2 separate regions of the Homo sapiens genome follow, and region 1 is linked to region 2. Evidence: chromatin loops called from intact Hi-C (ENCODE). Cell type or tissue: prostate gland. All regions are shown on one strand.

The links. Peaks named below come from ENCODE experiments on the same cell type or tissue, not always from the same donor. Only the 100,000 strongest peaks of a DNase experiment are listed, where the experiment ranks them.
Region 1: a loop joins it to region 2, with 4 times the contacts of the local background. A loop is called at or near these places in 12 of 110 quality-filtered maps.

What each region holds. Positions count from the first base shown.
Region 1 is chr15:37,130,799-37,138,798 of GRCh38, forward strand. No RefSeq gene overlaps it. Among named protein-coding and RNA genes, the nearest start is that of MEIS2, 34 kb to the left of the region's middle. In prostate gland, CTCF peaks have their summits at 3,038 (motif pointing left) and 4,021 (motif pointing left); a DNase peak (open chromatin) is centred at 4,032; H3K27ac peaks cover 1,161 bases.
Region 2 is chr15:35,746,839-35,754,838 of GRCh38, forward strand. All of the region lies in intron 2 of DPH6-DT (DPH6 divergent transcript), which reads left to right. Among named protein-coding and RNA genes, the nearest start is that of MIR4510, 180 kb to the right of the region's middle. In prostate gland, a CTCF peak has its summit at 4,964 (motif pointing right); a DNase peak (open chromatin) is centred at 4,983.

The sequences.
Region 1 (8,000 bases), 1.4 Mb after region 2:
GGGTCACAGAAACCTTGTAAGTTAAAAAAAAAGTGTTAAAAAAAAAAACGCCAGAAAAGGAGATATAACACATTTTCTTAGAAATCCTTTCTGGAATCCAAAATCTTTTCCTATATGAGTTGAAAATATTATCTATTAAAAGGGCAATTTATGTGTAGAGCATCGAATAGAATTATATTGATATATGTAGGTAAGAATATTTTTATTCTTCATAAAATACTGATATTTTTGTAATTGAATGCTAATAATAGAGATAGTAACTACAGAATTGGATCCCATCATTTATTGGTGGTGACTGGGGCTAATGGCTACTTTGGAATGCAGAGAATATTTATTCAATGTTGATTGAATAGACATTAAAACAGAAACATTTTTAATTGATCAATATTGCTTATATGCCTCAATTTTCTCAAATGTTTTATTGTATTCTTCCAAACAGATAGTACTCAAAATTCCTATGAAGCATTTTTTTTCATTTAAGAAAGGAGAAAAAAGAAAGGGGCTGATTAACACAAAATTCAGAATAATCTTATCTATGCAGGAAAAGAGGGAAGAGGGATGGACTGAAGAGGGGTTCAAGGTTCCAAAGATACTGGTTAGCGTTTCATTTCTTAAGTTGGATACGAGATACACAGATGTCCACCTTATTTATTTACTTACTCGTGTTTTTGCATGTAAGCTACAAATGTTATTTTGTGTCTGTTTAATATCTGATAACATTATTTAAAGCAGATAATTGTAAGACATGGTACAAGTAATGGTAATGACATAATTATTTAAAAAAATAATGACACTGCTGACATCCTTTAGGGCTATTAGGGCTATGGAACTAAGCAATTGGCTGTTTTTCAAAGTGTCCTGAGTTTTCTGTTCCAATCTATTAAATAAATAAGGTATTAAATACTATGAGAAAACTGAAGTATAAAAACAGAAGAAAGACCTAAATCCAGTGCTAAGGAATTGCAGCTCCTTCAGTGACTCCTTGCCTGAGTGGGGCTGTTTACACATACAAGGACTCTGTCTTCTGTTTTACACAGGGAAAGACTGCTGACAACTAGCATTGTGGGGTATGTTTGCATGGCTCTTTCCAGAGTTCAAATCAGAGCACTGTAATTCAGCCACATGATGTTAACCACTTGTCCCTAATTTCGAAATTATTATGGCATCATTTTCTTTCAGAATTATCGATTACTGTTTATTTATTGATCAAGACTAGTAATAAGACCCAGAATGGTAAAGAGCCGACTCTGTCCTTGAAAATGTTCAGAAGAAGCACCAGTGGTGTGTATTTCCTCAGGAATTCAGCTTACTGAGCATTACTCTGTGTTTGTTTCTATCCTTCCTGTTCAATCTTTGTTTTTCTTTTGTCAACCCTATTTGCTCTGAATAGTTGAAAAAAACATCCTAGGGTTTGTTATAAAGTGGGATCCTAACTCATGCTGAATTAAAAGTAAACTACATGCCCTGGGTACATTCATGACCTTAGTTCTCTTAAAACTGAAATGGAGTGGAATCGGTAGCCTAAAGGTGAAGCCTTTAAATCCCTTTATTACCCAAACCCTTATAATCTCTTTGTTTTTAACAAAGTATACACAAGAACGGTAGCAGAACTTCCCAGTTAACATGTCGAGAAATCTCTACTCAGATAAGAATCGAGCTCTTTGGGTTTACTCTTTTTGCAAAATATTTAAAACCTAGAGAGATCATTTAGATGTTGTTTATTTTGATGACCAGATAGATTCTTTTGTTTTGTAAAAGCCACATGCCCATTTTGCCTTCTTCGGGAATTTTTGTTCTAGCACCCTATCATTATTTGCTACCAAACTTCATATCTTTTGTTTGAAGCATCTGAAAATAAAAGTAGTTGTTTAACTAATTTTCTCTTGAGCTTAATTTGGCAATTATCAAATCACATTTGTCAATACAACCACTGAATCAAATGTGACCTAGACATCAACATTTTAAAAAGCCTCCGTAACCTTATGTATTATTTCAAGTTATAGTAGCTACAAGCAAAATCTTGATTGGATCAATAAGAAACAAAAATGTGCTCTCCTCTGTCATTTCAAAGTCATCTATTAAAACAACTCAAATATAAAATTTAACTACATTGGAATACAAATAGAACAGCATAATGAGGCTTATGTTTAGAAATGCAAAGAGCATTCTGAAAAGTATTTTAAGAAGAATTAATCTAATTCTCACTATTAATATTCTTCCATCATTTGATTTTTATTCTTGGACATGTGGATGCTATAAACAATACAATGTAAGATTTATAATGCTTTTTTTCTTTCTTTCTCTCTCTTTTCTCCTTTCTTTCTCTTTCTTCTTTCTTTCTTTCTTTTCTTTCTTCCTTCCTTTCTTTCTTTCTTTTCTTTCTTTCTTTCTTTCTCTCTCTCTCTCTCTCTCTTTCTTTCTTTCTTTCTTTCTCTCTCTCTCTCTCTCTCTTTCTTTCTTTCTGTTTCTGTCTTTTCTCTCTCTTTCTTGTTCTATGTTCCCTTGCATATAGTGAGACACTTCAGAGAACCCTATTTTTTCTTCAGACACATGAAGATGATGTGAATATCAAAATGATAGCGAGGACCCAGGAAGAATAACGCATGAAATAATAATAGGTTAACTAAACTCATATACTAGGTTCTTGGTAAGTATGTAGTATATTATTAATAACTACTTATTTACTCAGAAATCATGTTTGTTTTTTGGAAAATACATTTTCTGCTTCAATTTAGAGTAATACTTAGTTTTCTTTAACTATTGAAAAGGCATTAGCAATATTGTATTGTATGTTATACTTAATGGCCATTGCCAAAGCTACACAGAAATGTGTAAGATGGTTAATTAATAGCATTAATTTTGCCTTATTATTCCTTGTGATTCCAAACACTAGAAAATACCATTGATAGCTTAAAAACTGTTACATATGGCTGGAACCCAAAGTTATTTTTTTGCCATCATTGTAAGGGATACTGTGCATCTTATATATCTTGATATCCTATGTACAGAAAGTGACATCTACTGGAGAAAGCAGAACTGAATATTTACTTTCCAAACTATTTTTTCTGCCAAACGTCCAGACAAGTTGCACTATCTTCAAGATTATCTGAAACTTGTAAAACAAAGAAAGATTTTACTTAGTTCAGTATGGTGTAAAGGCTGGTTGGTTTTGATGGTCATTTTCTTAAAGCTGCCCTGTGGGAAACTGGTTATGGGGCCCACACAAATTATCTCGTAAGAAACACTATTGAAGATATCTGGAAAACACAACTACAGCACATTCCCTTAAGAATGAAACTGAAATTCTAAATAACTGTAAGCCATTGAGTGGTGGATTTGAACAGGACTCCACTGTAACACTTTGTCTGAAAACCTTTCTGGAAAATATGTAACTTCTTTACATGGCCTGGAAATAGGAGTTGTAAAACAAATATGAGATTAGAATACATAATATCTTTCAGGTAGAAAGACATTCCCCTATGCTATCTTGTAACCTAATGATTATTTGTTCATGTTAATAAGATGTGTCTAACTTCATGATCTAATCAAACTGATGTTCTTAGGGAATGGGGGAATACTAACCAGGTGTTTTTCACTTGTGGTCAAAACTAAGAAATGACCTAAAGCCCTGAAAGACAGAAATGATAACAGCTTTATACTTATGACAATAATTCCCATTCTTTACGTAATCACTTTCTCTTACATGAAGGGCAAAAGCCTTTCCTATCTTAATGGAGGGTACTGTGGTGGCCATTTTCAAGACTTTAATGAGTGAGGCACAGCTACATTTGGCTGGTTCATGAACATCATAAAACTATAATAATGACTAGAAGTCCTGTTTCTTTGATTCTAGTCTGTTACCTATATGATAAAGGTTGCTTCCATATTTAGATTACGCTATATAATCCTCCGTAGTTTAATGTCAGATTTTCTACATATGACTGTTATTATTATTATTTTAAATTTTGATTTCATTTTTGTAGCAATGCTCTCTCACTCCCTCTGCTGGCCTTGTTAATTAACAAAACCAGTGCCTAAGTAGTCCTGATGGGAATCAGTGATACCAAGTGGATGACCCATAGAATGCACTCTGTTTTGTGTTGGGAGCCAATCAGAAAATCACGTTGATTGGCCTCCGTATGAAACAAAAAAGGCCAAGAGAAAATTTGTTGTGGGTAGTGAAAACAGAATAGCATGCTTATTTTTATAGTTTTAAGAAAGAATTTAATGAAAGGGATACTTCACAAATCTTAAAAATGTGCTATTTTTCAAAGGAAGAATACCAGTTACCCACATTCTATTAAAACATATATGTACTTAGTAAAAGGCACTCAAAACAAGGTGTATCAATTTTGTATTTCAGTGTTTACACACTGGAGGGTTAAATGAAAGGTTGTCTGGCTTCACTGGTAGGATTCTGAACCTGGATTAGATATACAGCTGTCCAATGGATCAGCTTCCCACATCCTAGAGTTCCATTATGGAGTTACAAAGAGAATGACAGCACTTGGCAAGTCCCAGGCCTAATCATAGCACAGAGAAGTGACTTTTGGAAGGTACATTACTAAGCAATTAGGACCCATTTAATAAATTACCTCTTATGGAACACTTTGAACCCTAGTGGTCTGAAGAGGTTAATGCACCTCTCACAACTGAGTGCTACTCAGTTTCCAGGGGTAACTTCAAGGCCACAGCTAATCCAAACCTTCTTCTCATCAATGGCCTCTTACTCTTGAGCCACTTCTGTAGTCTGGCATCAGTAAGCCCACACACTTGCACTACTCCCCTCTGCGTGCCAGATGCTTCATTTTCTTGCAGCTGAATCCATTGGGCGCAGTGCTCATGAGGCCAAAAGACTTTGTGCTGCACATTAACTTCCTCCTTGGGCTTTCATGCTTCTTATTTGGGAGTCTTTCTGTTTCTCTTATTTATAGAGAGTTTTAACTTCTGGATTTAGTTTAAATGTTACATCTGATGTAATATACTTTCCTCCAAAATTGTTGAGTAGCAACCACATTTTAAATGAATCCAATACACAAAATTAGGCTTTAGGATATTATTAAATTTGTAAAAAAAAAAAAAAAAAAAACCCACAGTAGATGTATATTTGTAAACTGGAATCTTAACTATGGTTAGACACTAAGAAAACATTTAAAATATAACTGTAAGGGAGAAAAAGCTTTGTTTGATGCTAGAACATAATTAGACGTTTTAGGGTTTTATTTTAATTTAAATTCAACTTGAGTTTTTGGAATGAAAATGCCAATGAGACACTAAGAACTTTTATTAAAAAAGATGGCCAAAAAGTCGAATTGGAAAAGATAGAAATATGAAAATATTCCTGTGCATTTATAATGGCTGACATTGCTATATCATGTCATTGGTCTGCTGAACGATATTCCTGTAAACTATGATCAAAATCGTCATGATTTCTAGCACATTTATTTAATGTTTATTCTATCCAAGTCTCTGCTGAGAGCCACAGGAGACGAATAAGACAGGGCCTATGGCTTCAAGAAACTTAGAACTGTATTGTAGAGCTAGGATTTAGGTACATAGAAAAGTAAGCATAACAAAGGGAAGATTACAACGGATGCCAAGTTTGTATTCACACAGGAATTCAGAGAAAGAAGCGGAGTCTCTGCTCAAGAAGGTTTGATGGAGAAAATAGAATTTGCTCAAGTCTTTTGTTAAGATTTTGATAAGAAAGCTAAAAATTAAAAAATAAAATGCTCCAACATTGAGAAGTAATTGAAGTTGCCTTTACTGTGTTTGTGAATGTATTTTGTGGGATATGTTTGAGGGGAATATGTTTGGGAAGTAGTTTTTCAATACAAGAACAGACATTAGTGAGCTTTGTGAATGTTGTACTTTATTACATACCGGAAAAGAAATAAGATGAAACACATTTTCAGTCAAATAACGTAATATAATATGAAAAGTATTGCTTGTTGTCAGCCTGATAATCAGAATATATTTTAACTTTTTTTTAAAAAAGCTAATAACTATAAAACACCAAGATAAATTTTCCTTGAACATTCAGTGATTCACTGGATGAGTCATACATTTTAAAAATTTCTGCTATTTTCAGTGTACCTTGAAAATTTTCCATATTGTAAACTATGTTTTCTTACATGCCTATAAGAAACAAAAACCATGTTTGGAAATCCAGTGTCTACTTGAATCTGGAATATTAATGCAATGTGGGTTTATATGGTCTGAAAGTCTTGTATATTTATGCCATGTGAGTTGATTAGTATCTAAACTTTGAAAAATATTCAGGGTAGAAAAATTATAAATTATTTGTCATGTCAGAGTTTAAAAGGTTTGTAGAAAGACCTGGGTATTTTGTAGCACACAAGATGTGATATGCCTTGGGTGTGACTTCCCTGGTTGTGTTTTGAAAGCAACCTCTACTTTAATAAGACAGTTGTGAATCAACAGTCAAACTAATTTTTGATTACTGGTAAGTGAACATTTAAAACTGGAGCCCCACTTTTAGACGTGGTGGTGAGATTATATTGGTCTCCATTCATATCTAGAAGCACCTCAGTCTGATGGTTTATTCTATACGCAAGGCATTACCACATACAAGTCTCCTTGCTTAACTCTTGTATTATTCACAAGAATGCCAGAGCAGACATATTAATACTAGTCTGCAACTGGCATTATTCCACATACTCAAGAGTTTTCATTCTGGGATAAGCACCATTCACTGAAGGCAAAAAGTAGCATAAGTGAAAGAAAATCACATTGCCTGTTGCATTTTCCTTTTTTGATGACTAAATGCATCCAAACTATGGATCAGCAAACCTTTACTGAATGCTGATTAAATAGTATGATATAAACTATTCATGCTATAGACATGTGCTGTACAGTATGGCTCCCACTAGACACATTGCTATTGAGTCCTTGAAATGTGATTATTGTGAATTTAAAGTGTTGTAAGTGTAAAGTATACACACAGTGTTCAGATACTTAGTATGGAATGGGAACGTAAAATATCTCATTAGTAATTTAAAAATGTTGATTACATGTTGAAATAATATTTTGGATATATTGGGTTAGATAAAACTATTAATGAGATCGATTTGACTTGGCTTTAATTTTTTAACCTGGCTACATAAAATTAAAAATTACAGATGCGGCTCACATTCTATTTCTTTTGGATAGTGTTGCTATAGACCTTCAGAGAATGGACCCAGAAACAAGTGCTGAAAAATACGAAATACTAGAAAAACAGATGAGGTCTCAGCTGAGTCTTGAATGACATAAAGGCTTTGAATTAGAAAATGAGAGAAGGCTAAGTGTGTTTTTGGATAGGAGATTAAGATAAATAAACTGGTGTAGAATTGTAGGTGTTAGAAACCAAAGGTTTACTTTAAGTAATAGTGCAGAGTATTTGGTTATCTTATAAAGGGTGACAAATTCTGAGCACTTACTACCTTAATAAACATAGTTATCTACTATTGAGTCCTTAGAATATGAAGTTTGCATACATAAATTTTCATTTAAACTCTACAACAATCATATAAGGCAAGGTTTATCGTATCAATTTTATTTTATTTTATTTTATTTTTGAGATGGAGTCTTGCTCTGTCTCCCAGGCTGGAGTGCAGTGGCACAATCTTGGCTAACTGCAGCCTCTGTCTCTCAGGTTCAAGTGATTCTCCTGCCTCAGCCTCCCGAGTAGCTGGGATTACAGGTACCCACCACCACGCCCAGCCAGTTTTTTTGTATTTTTGGGAGAGACGGGGTTTTGCTATGTTGGCCAGGCTGGTCTCAAACTCTTGACCTCAGGTGATCCACCTGCCTTGGCCTCCCAAAGTGCTGGGATTACAGGCCTGAGCCACCGCACCTGGCCAAGTTTTATCATATCCATTTTATAAGTGAGGACACTGAGGCTTAGATAGGCTTCCTGAATTACTGAATATCATACAAGTAGGAAGGGACTGAAACCTTGAGTGTCTAACCTCAAAGCTTGTGGTTTTAACCACAGC
Region 2 (8,000 bases):
CCCCACCATCTCGGGCAAAAAAAAAATAAATAAAAAAAAAATCTAGAAATAATTCTTAATTTCTCACTTTTCTTCCTTTTCACATTTAATTCATCAGCAAATTGAAATTATATTACAAGTCCATCAGTTTCTCCTCTATTGCCAATACTGCCACCCTACTCCAAGCCAAAACCGTTTCTTACTTGGATTTCTGAATTGGTCTTCTAATCTGTCTTGCTTCTGCTCTTGCTATTCTTCAATCCACTCTTCAAACAGCAATAACCAGCATGATCTTCTGATCCTGCTCAGAATTTTCCAGAAGTTTTCTATTAAATTTTGAATAAAGCTCCCAGCTTTTTACAGTGGTCAAAAAATCCATAGACGATTTGACCTCTGTGTACTACTCCAATCCTTTCAGCTTAATTGAATGTCTGCTATGTGCTAGGCACTGTTCTAAGTGATGGAGACACAGTGACTAAGACAGTGTGGATTCCTCCTCAAAAAGCTTATGTCCAGGAGATGCAGATATGCCATACACAGAGAGTTAAAAGGAGTGTATATGATGTGCTATAGTGAGTAGATTTCACTTGGGGATTAAGCCATGAGGGAAGGACTCATTTAGAAGGTGGCATTTAAGTGAAAATCCAAAAGACAAGATGGAACCCATCCTGCAGATACCAGAAAGAAGTACAGATAAACTATTAGAGGGCTTTATATAGGGTAGTTTTGTGAACTGTTTCACATTGTCAAAAGATGACTCTGGCTGCTGTGAGGAGAATTGAAGAAGCCCATTTGGAAGCGGGCAGTCCAGTTAGGGAGCTAGAGCTGTAGTCCGGGCAAAACATTGTAATAAGTTGGACTAGGATGGTGAATAGAAACGAGTGGACAGATTCAGGATAACATGTCCGAACTAAAACCTGTTATTGACTGAATGTTGGTGTGAAGGCCAAGAGAAATTGATGAAGGTAATAGACTGTGAAGGAAAAATGGGGAGTGGGTGTGAAAACAAAGAGCCTGCATTTTGCACCCATTAACTTACCATGTACGTTTCTGGTAAATGCTACACTTTGGTTTCTCCAGCCTCAAGGCATTTGCACATGGCGTTTCCTTTAGACTAGAATACTCGTCCTATTGATACAACTCCGATGACTGGAGGAACACCAGGGTCCTTGGTCTCGCGCTGATGGGATTAATGACACGGACACACATGAAGTGGTTTTAAGGAGTGAAAAGTTTAATGGGCAAGAAAGAAGGAAGAAAGAAAAAAGAAAACAGCTCCTCTGTACAGAGGCAGGGGGGAGGAGGGCTTGGAACAGAGAGGAATGCCATGTGTGCACAGGGCCCAGGGGATTGGTTTGACCAGGTGTGTCATTCACGTAGCCCGTGAAAAACCTGGCCCTCCTACCTTACCCCCTTAATATGCAAATGCAGGTTGCCATGATGTTCTGAGCACATGGTGTTATCTGGAAGTGGCCATGACACTTGGCACACCTGGTGACAAGGAGAAGGCGGGAATGGCCATATTGGGTAGACTCTGTTTCTAATTGCCAGCATTTGCATATCAAAGCTTGCCAGCCTGGCTCTTTAAGCCGCCTTTCTGTTGGTTTCCGCCAAGAACTTTTACCCTATCTAGCTGCCTAAAAATATTTCTTAATAACTCTGGTATTACTGTGTCCTAGGATGGCAATTCCTTAAGGTCCTAGTTTAAGTGTCACCTATTCAGAAACATCTTCAGACCACTTGCCCAAATTACATTATTCTCTATTCAGTTTGATTTTTTAATTATTTTATTTGTAGACTTTAAAAATTGTTTGGTTTTCCCCACTACTGTAAAAGCTCATTGAGGGCAAAGATACCTTCATTTTGCCAAGCACTGAATTCACACCATCTAGCAGAGAGTGGTACTTAAGTATCAATAAACACTTTTTGAATGATTGCATTTGTAGATCACTGTGCCAGTTTATTAGTTCCATACGCGTACCCATACATTGTTTAATTTCAATTGAATAGGCTTGTAACAAATCAAATTTTATTTGTCCCCCTTGGTTTATATACTGATAGAAAGTTTTAATGAATAGATTATTGGTTTCTTCAGTAAATAGCCCTTCAGCCCACCTCTGATTGCTCAGGGCCTGGCTCAGAGTGACCATTGAGAAGGCACTTTTCTTTCCAAGCCTCAGTTTCATAGTCTGTAAGACTGATATAAATATGATCTCTGCTTTAAAGAGTTATTGTGAAATTAAATGCGTTAATCCATATAAAATACATAGCACAGTTCCTAGTATATTGTAAGCATTTAATCAACGTGACCATCATGATTGTTATTATTATTGATATTAATTGCTGAAAGAACAGAATGTTTTTGACACCAAAGGACCTTACAGATGAGTGAACATACTGCTATTCATTCTTATTGTCCACAAATAAAAATTGCTAAGTTATTGTTCAAATTTTTATTCCAAACAATATTTTACAATTGTATGTTCTTCTGAGGTAATTCTCAGAACTTGCATTTCAGTGATTTAACATCATGATTCTTTCTATGATTTGAATGATTTAATTAAAGGCCATTCTTCTTAAGCTTAGCGCTTAAAAAAGTCTTAGTAGAATTAGGCTTTTAGAAATTCTAAAAATATGAAAGAGAAAAACATTTGACTCCCCAGATATGTGCAAGCAACAGCAAACCATCAGATCAACTGAATAGATTAAAAGTACCATTTAACATTAGCTAAATATCCTTTTATTTTCGATATAAAAAACAGTAGAATTCCAGTGGTAACTAATGTAAATAATTTATTTTTCCTCATTTAATGGCTATAGTTCTAATGATATCGTCTCATCATGAGGTAAAATGTAAAAATGCTTAAGGACTCAGTACTCTAAAATAGATTTTTAATATTTAAAAGGTTTGTGCGATTTTAAATAAGGCAGTGCCACCCAATATCATAGCATGCTTCATGAGAAAAAGATGCTAAATTTCCTTGACCTAGTTTCATCTTCATGTTTAGGAAACAGTGTCTAAGAAGTAAACAAAGTAGTTGTGCCTCATGTAGGAGATGATTATTGTTTGAATTTATGATTCATGCCTTGAGCAAAATTTTGTTTGTGGCCTCATTTGCAACCATAATTTACAACTTTACCAGGGATATGCTGTGTATTTGGAAGGTAATATATCAGACTTGCTTTGTACTGGAACAGTTTTCTAGCTCTGGGTATAGTATTTTCTGTGTTTCTGTTAGCTATAAAATTTCTAGGCATAACATTTATTGTAGCAAATATGGAAATTAAAAAAAATTGCATTCCCCTTAGGAATGTCTTATTGTATTTATATTCTGATTATGGTTAAATCCAACTATTGTTTAAAGGAGTTGTTAATCCTGCAAATATCTGGTTGCAAAAGTAGGAAGATTTAACTTTTTCAAATTTTTAAAAAAGTAAAGATTGCATCATTTTTGCATTGTGTGTAACTCTCATCTAAGAAACTAATAAGTAACATGTGACTCCAATATAATGTTTGTGTGTGCCCTTAAAATTCAGAATTTTTTTTTCTGTTGCAAATAATAAGTAGACTATAATACTGTAAAATGAGTTTTGCCTGTTATCTTTCATCTATAAGTTAGTGAAGAATTTCCCACAGTATTTATTGGAAGTTCCATTGTCCATTCTAATTTCAATTGTCTTAATACATATGGAAATACCGGGGATTTTATAATCAATCAATCAGTCTACTCCAAGTTGTAGAGATCCTCAACTAAATGTAATGTATTTTCTAGCACTGACATTTATTTATTTGCATCTTTGTACTGCAATTTTTATTAGGATGCTCTTTTATTAAGGGTAATACTTATTCCTCCAACTAAACATTTAAAAATTAACTCTAAGCTTCCACTAGTTTGAAAAATTTCTGGTAGCTTGATTTGAAAATGTAATTTTAATACATATGATTAACAAATATGATCCCATGCTATAATTTTAAAATACTGAAATTATTATTCTGTATCCGATTATATAAGTTTAAAAACAGAGTTAAAAATAGAAAATATTGCCGTTTTTCTTGTTTTCTGATATAATTAATAAGAAAAAAAGCTAAAAGCCCAAGGGAAGTTTAAAAGTGTAGAAAAAACTTGACAATGAACATTTGCCTAATATGCTTGGTGCTACATGTACTTACAGCGTAAAAAATAGATCAACCTAGAATCAGACTCTTCCAGAAATTCTTTCCATCATCCAGTTCTTAGCAGAGTTTCTTCTGACATAAAGGTAAGTAGACTGAATAGTCTAGTGAGAAAGAAAGCGATCACTTTTTCTGGCCGTTACAGTAGAGAAGAGAGAAGTAGGATAATGCCTTTAGTCACAATGCTGGGACTTCAAAACAGAATTAAAACTCTGTTTAGGAGAATGTAGGCTCAAGAATCATTTCGACACTATTACATATTTCTTTTCTTCCCCCAGTAATTATTCATTCAGCTATTATAACTAACCACAGTAATTTTCTTAGAACAAAGGAGAGCATGGCAACAATAGCTTTAAAAATGACGAAGTTTAAATGCCCAAGGTCAGAGTGTAACGTTTTGATTTCCATAAGTATTTCAAATGCTACAGGCTTTATGTAATAATTTTAATGTGAAAAATATGCAGGCCACGCTTCACTGCTCTTTGCATATACTGCAAAGAGGGAAAAAAAACCTTAAAAATTGCTTAGCTTTAATTGAGCAAAGGGATTCACATGTGATCTGAACTTGTGGTTCATAATTCCTCTAGACAGCTTCGGTTGCCGTGTGATGATCCTAATTAAATTATGTAACGGCACTGAACTAGCTAAGCTAAAGGGCCTGTTCTTTCACATCACCTGGTGACTTAACTCTTTACAGGACTCTGGGTTTGGGGCTTTGGTCTTCTACCACAATCTTGTGTGTTTTTTCATTGTTAAGGGAAGGAAAACACAGTATTGATGGAATCCGCTTTAGAAGTTTCGGCCTGTAGGTGGCAGCATTGTAAGGTTTTGGAAGTCGTGAGCTCCCAGGTCTCTGCTTGCCTTTCCCCCAAGCCTCATCCACCCGTGCCACATCAGGGGAGCTAACATCACTATACGCTCATGTCAGGTAAAACTAAAATGGAGAGAAATGTCGTAGTCAAAAAATTAGGCTTTGTTCACTCCCGTTTGTGTTTCATTATATTTCTGATGACACGGTACATTTCTAATTCTGACCTGAGATTCAGCTAAAGGATTTTTCTCAGTAGTCAGGCGTCAACCCATGGCAAACCATACTTTTTCAAGATAGGCGTTTTACCAAGTAAAGAAAGGAAATTATTCTGGGGGAATAATTATTTAACTTAGCCATGCCTATTTTAATCACTTGGGAACAAGTTAGACGGCTTCGTGGGGCCATATAGAAATCACCTAACGAGGTCACCTCACAGTAATCTCAGTGTCCCTATAAAGGTTGGCTTCCCTCTCTTCCTCCCTCCTTTTCTCCCTCCCTCGCTCCCTCTTTTTCTTCCTTTCTGCTTTCCTTTCTCCCTCTCCTTCTCCCTCCCTCCCTTCCTCCCTTCCTTCCTTCTTTCCTTCCTTCCCTCCCTCCCTCCCTCCCTCTTTTCCTTTCCTTTTCTCCATGTGCGGTCACCTTTCACTCAAGACCTGAGATTACCTTTCTGATTTGGCAAGGGTGGAAAAGAAACGAAGGTTTACCAAGTAGAAAAGAAATAAAAACTTCACCAAATTTGATACATTTAATTTACAATTCATGATTCATGTAGCTTTTAATGATGTATTGTTTTATGCAATATGAATTTCTCAGATTATATCACTATAATACATAATAAATGCATATATGTGGATGCTAGCATGGATTTTATTGACTGTGATGTTTTCCTTAGACCCACAGAGATCTTGCAGTCTTACCTCGCACACTTCTCTCTGAAAGTTGTGCTTCAAAAACTTCCCTAGGTGATAATGGCAACAGTGTAGTGTAAGGACACTGGTTTCAGGCCTTGTATGAAGTCTTTGGTTAACTGAATCCTTGGGGAAAATCATTTCTGAGGTCAAGATTGACAAAATTGTTTAAGTATTATTGAAAATATAAAACAAAATTGTTTCCTCAATAAATATAATTAGCTGCATATACTGCAGTTTCAAGAGCAAGCACTGATGTTAGGACCAGCTCTTTAAATAAAATAGGACCTCTGTGGTCTCTGGAGGGAACATGCATAAAGCAAAGTAAATGATTTTCTGTCAACACTAAGTAGACAGGTGCTTACATTGAACAGCATTCTAATATGTCTCTGAATATTTATGTCTTCTTTTTCAAATGCATTGCCCATGAATGTCACAGCTGTCAAAAATCTGTACACAAGAAGATAAAAAATGAAATTAATAAAAGGCAGATCAACATTTCGTTTGTTTGGAACACTTTTCCCCCTTGCTGCTTTCTTTTTTCTTTCTTCTTTTTCTTCTTCTTCTTCTTTTTTTTTTTTTTAATTTTTAACTCAGCTGTGTTTTAGGATTTTGGTACATCTGCATGTTCTAAAAGGCCAACGGAAATGTAAGTTGACTAGTTGTATTTGGGCTGGCACCAGGGCCTGTCTCAGTATTTAAACACCAAAATAATCAATGGAATTAATGGCCAAGAGGAACAGGGTCTGAGGATTTTTCTAGCCATTTCCGCTGTCCATGCGCTTGGCTTGCTTGGGTGCCACAAACGAGATTCTGACAGGTTGTCACTGCCCTGACCTGAAACTCAAGTTTGTGAGGTGAGAGGCTCTTAAATCTTTTGGCTTCTGTAGCCCAGAGTTTTAGCTGTGCAGAGTTAGTGCCAAAACAAGCCATCATGTGCCCTCAGAGTTATAAAGGAATTTGGTTTTCAGAGCAGAGATGACTAAATAGAATTGGTGGTAGATCAAAGCAATGAATAAAAAGGTCTATTTAGTCATCAGATCCCTGCCTCTCTGCTTCTCATGGTACTGAGAGAGCCAGTGTGTATAAAGAGCATGTGTTAAGATGAACTCAGCAGTCACTTGACAAGCATTTATTCATTAAGAAGCCGCACATTTTGAGGTACCTGGTTGTTCTTATTAGTAAGTAACCCCCAGCAAAAATATCCCCCCAGATGTTTTCATATTTACTTTGCAATGTCCGAATGAATCATTTGGCAACAAAGGAAAATACAGTTTAAAGATTGAATCAGGAATTTAAGCTCAGGAACTCTTTGTACTTTGTTTTGCCCTTGATGAGAATTTTTCTAAATTAAAAACTCTCCAAATTGTCAAATCGGTGTTGCAAAAACCTCAGTTTAGTAAGATTTAGCATTTGGTTTCCAAATTTTGGTCATGTAATTGGTGTTTTATTGATAACCGCAGATATGAACCAGATGTAATCAATATTGGTTTAGCTCAGATTTGATTTGGAGAACATACTGGTTGCTTTGATTTTTTGTTGTAATTATAGAAGTTAAAGAAAAACCCCACATAGATTCAGTTCTGATTTGAAGAGGGTCACTGGACATTTTTTTTTTCTTTTAAGAAAATTTTAGTTCGTTGGCAGTCTGATTAAACAAATATTTGAGTATATTTATATTGGGAGTTGTACAAAAGTAGTTTGTAATATGGCTCAGTTCAAGTTCCTTTGATTTGTACTGTGCGATTGATATGGATCACTTCAACAAAATATCAACCTCTTTCAAATCAGTAATTTAACCTCTTGTCGGTAAAATTAGGGGTGATCAAATTGGCAGGGACCGTGAGGATTTTTTAGAGGTAGATGCTGATGCTCTTGTGGCTGGAACCTAGAATTTCTCTCCATCTCTGCCCATTGGAATCCTACTCCTTCTTCAAGATCCAACACAAACGCTACACTTCCCATCAAGCCCTCTCTGATTCTCCCTAGACAAAAGTATTTTTTTCTCTTCTTTTTTTACATGACACTTTGTAAGTACTTTAATGAAAGTGATTATCATATTCTGCTTCAAGTTATAAATAGTGGTTGATGTGTTTACTTCTTTCAATATATCATAAACCGAGAGCAG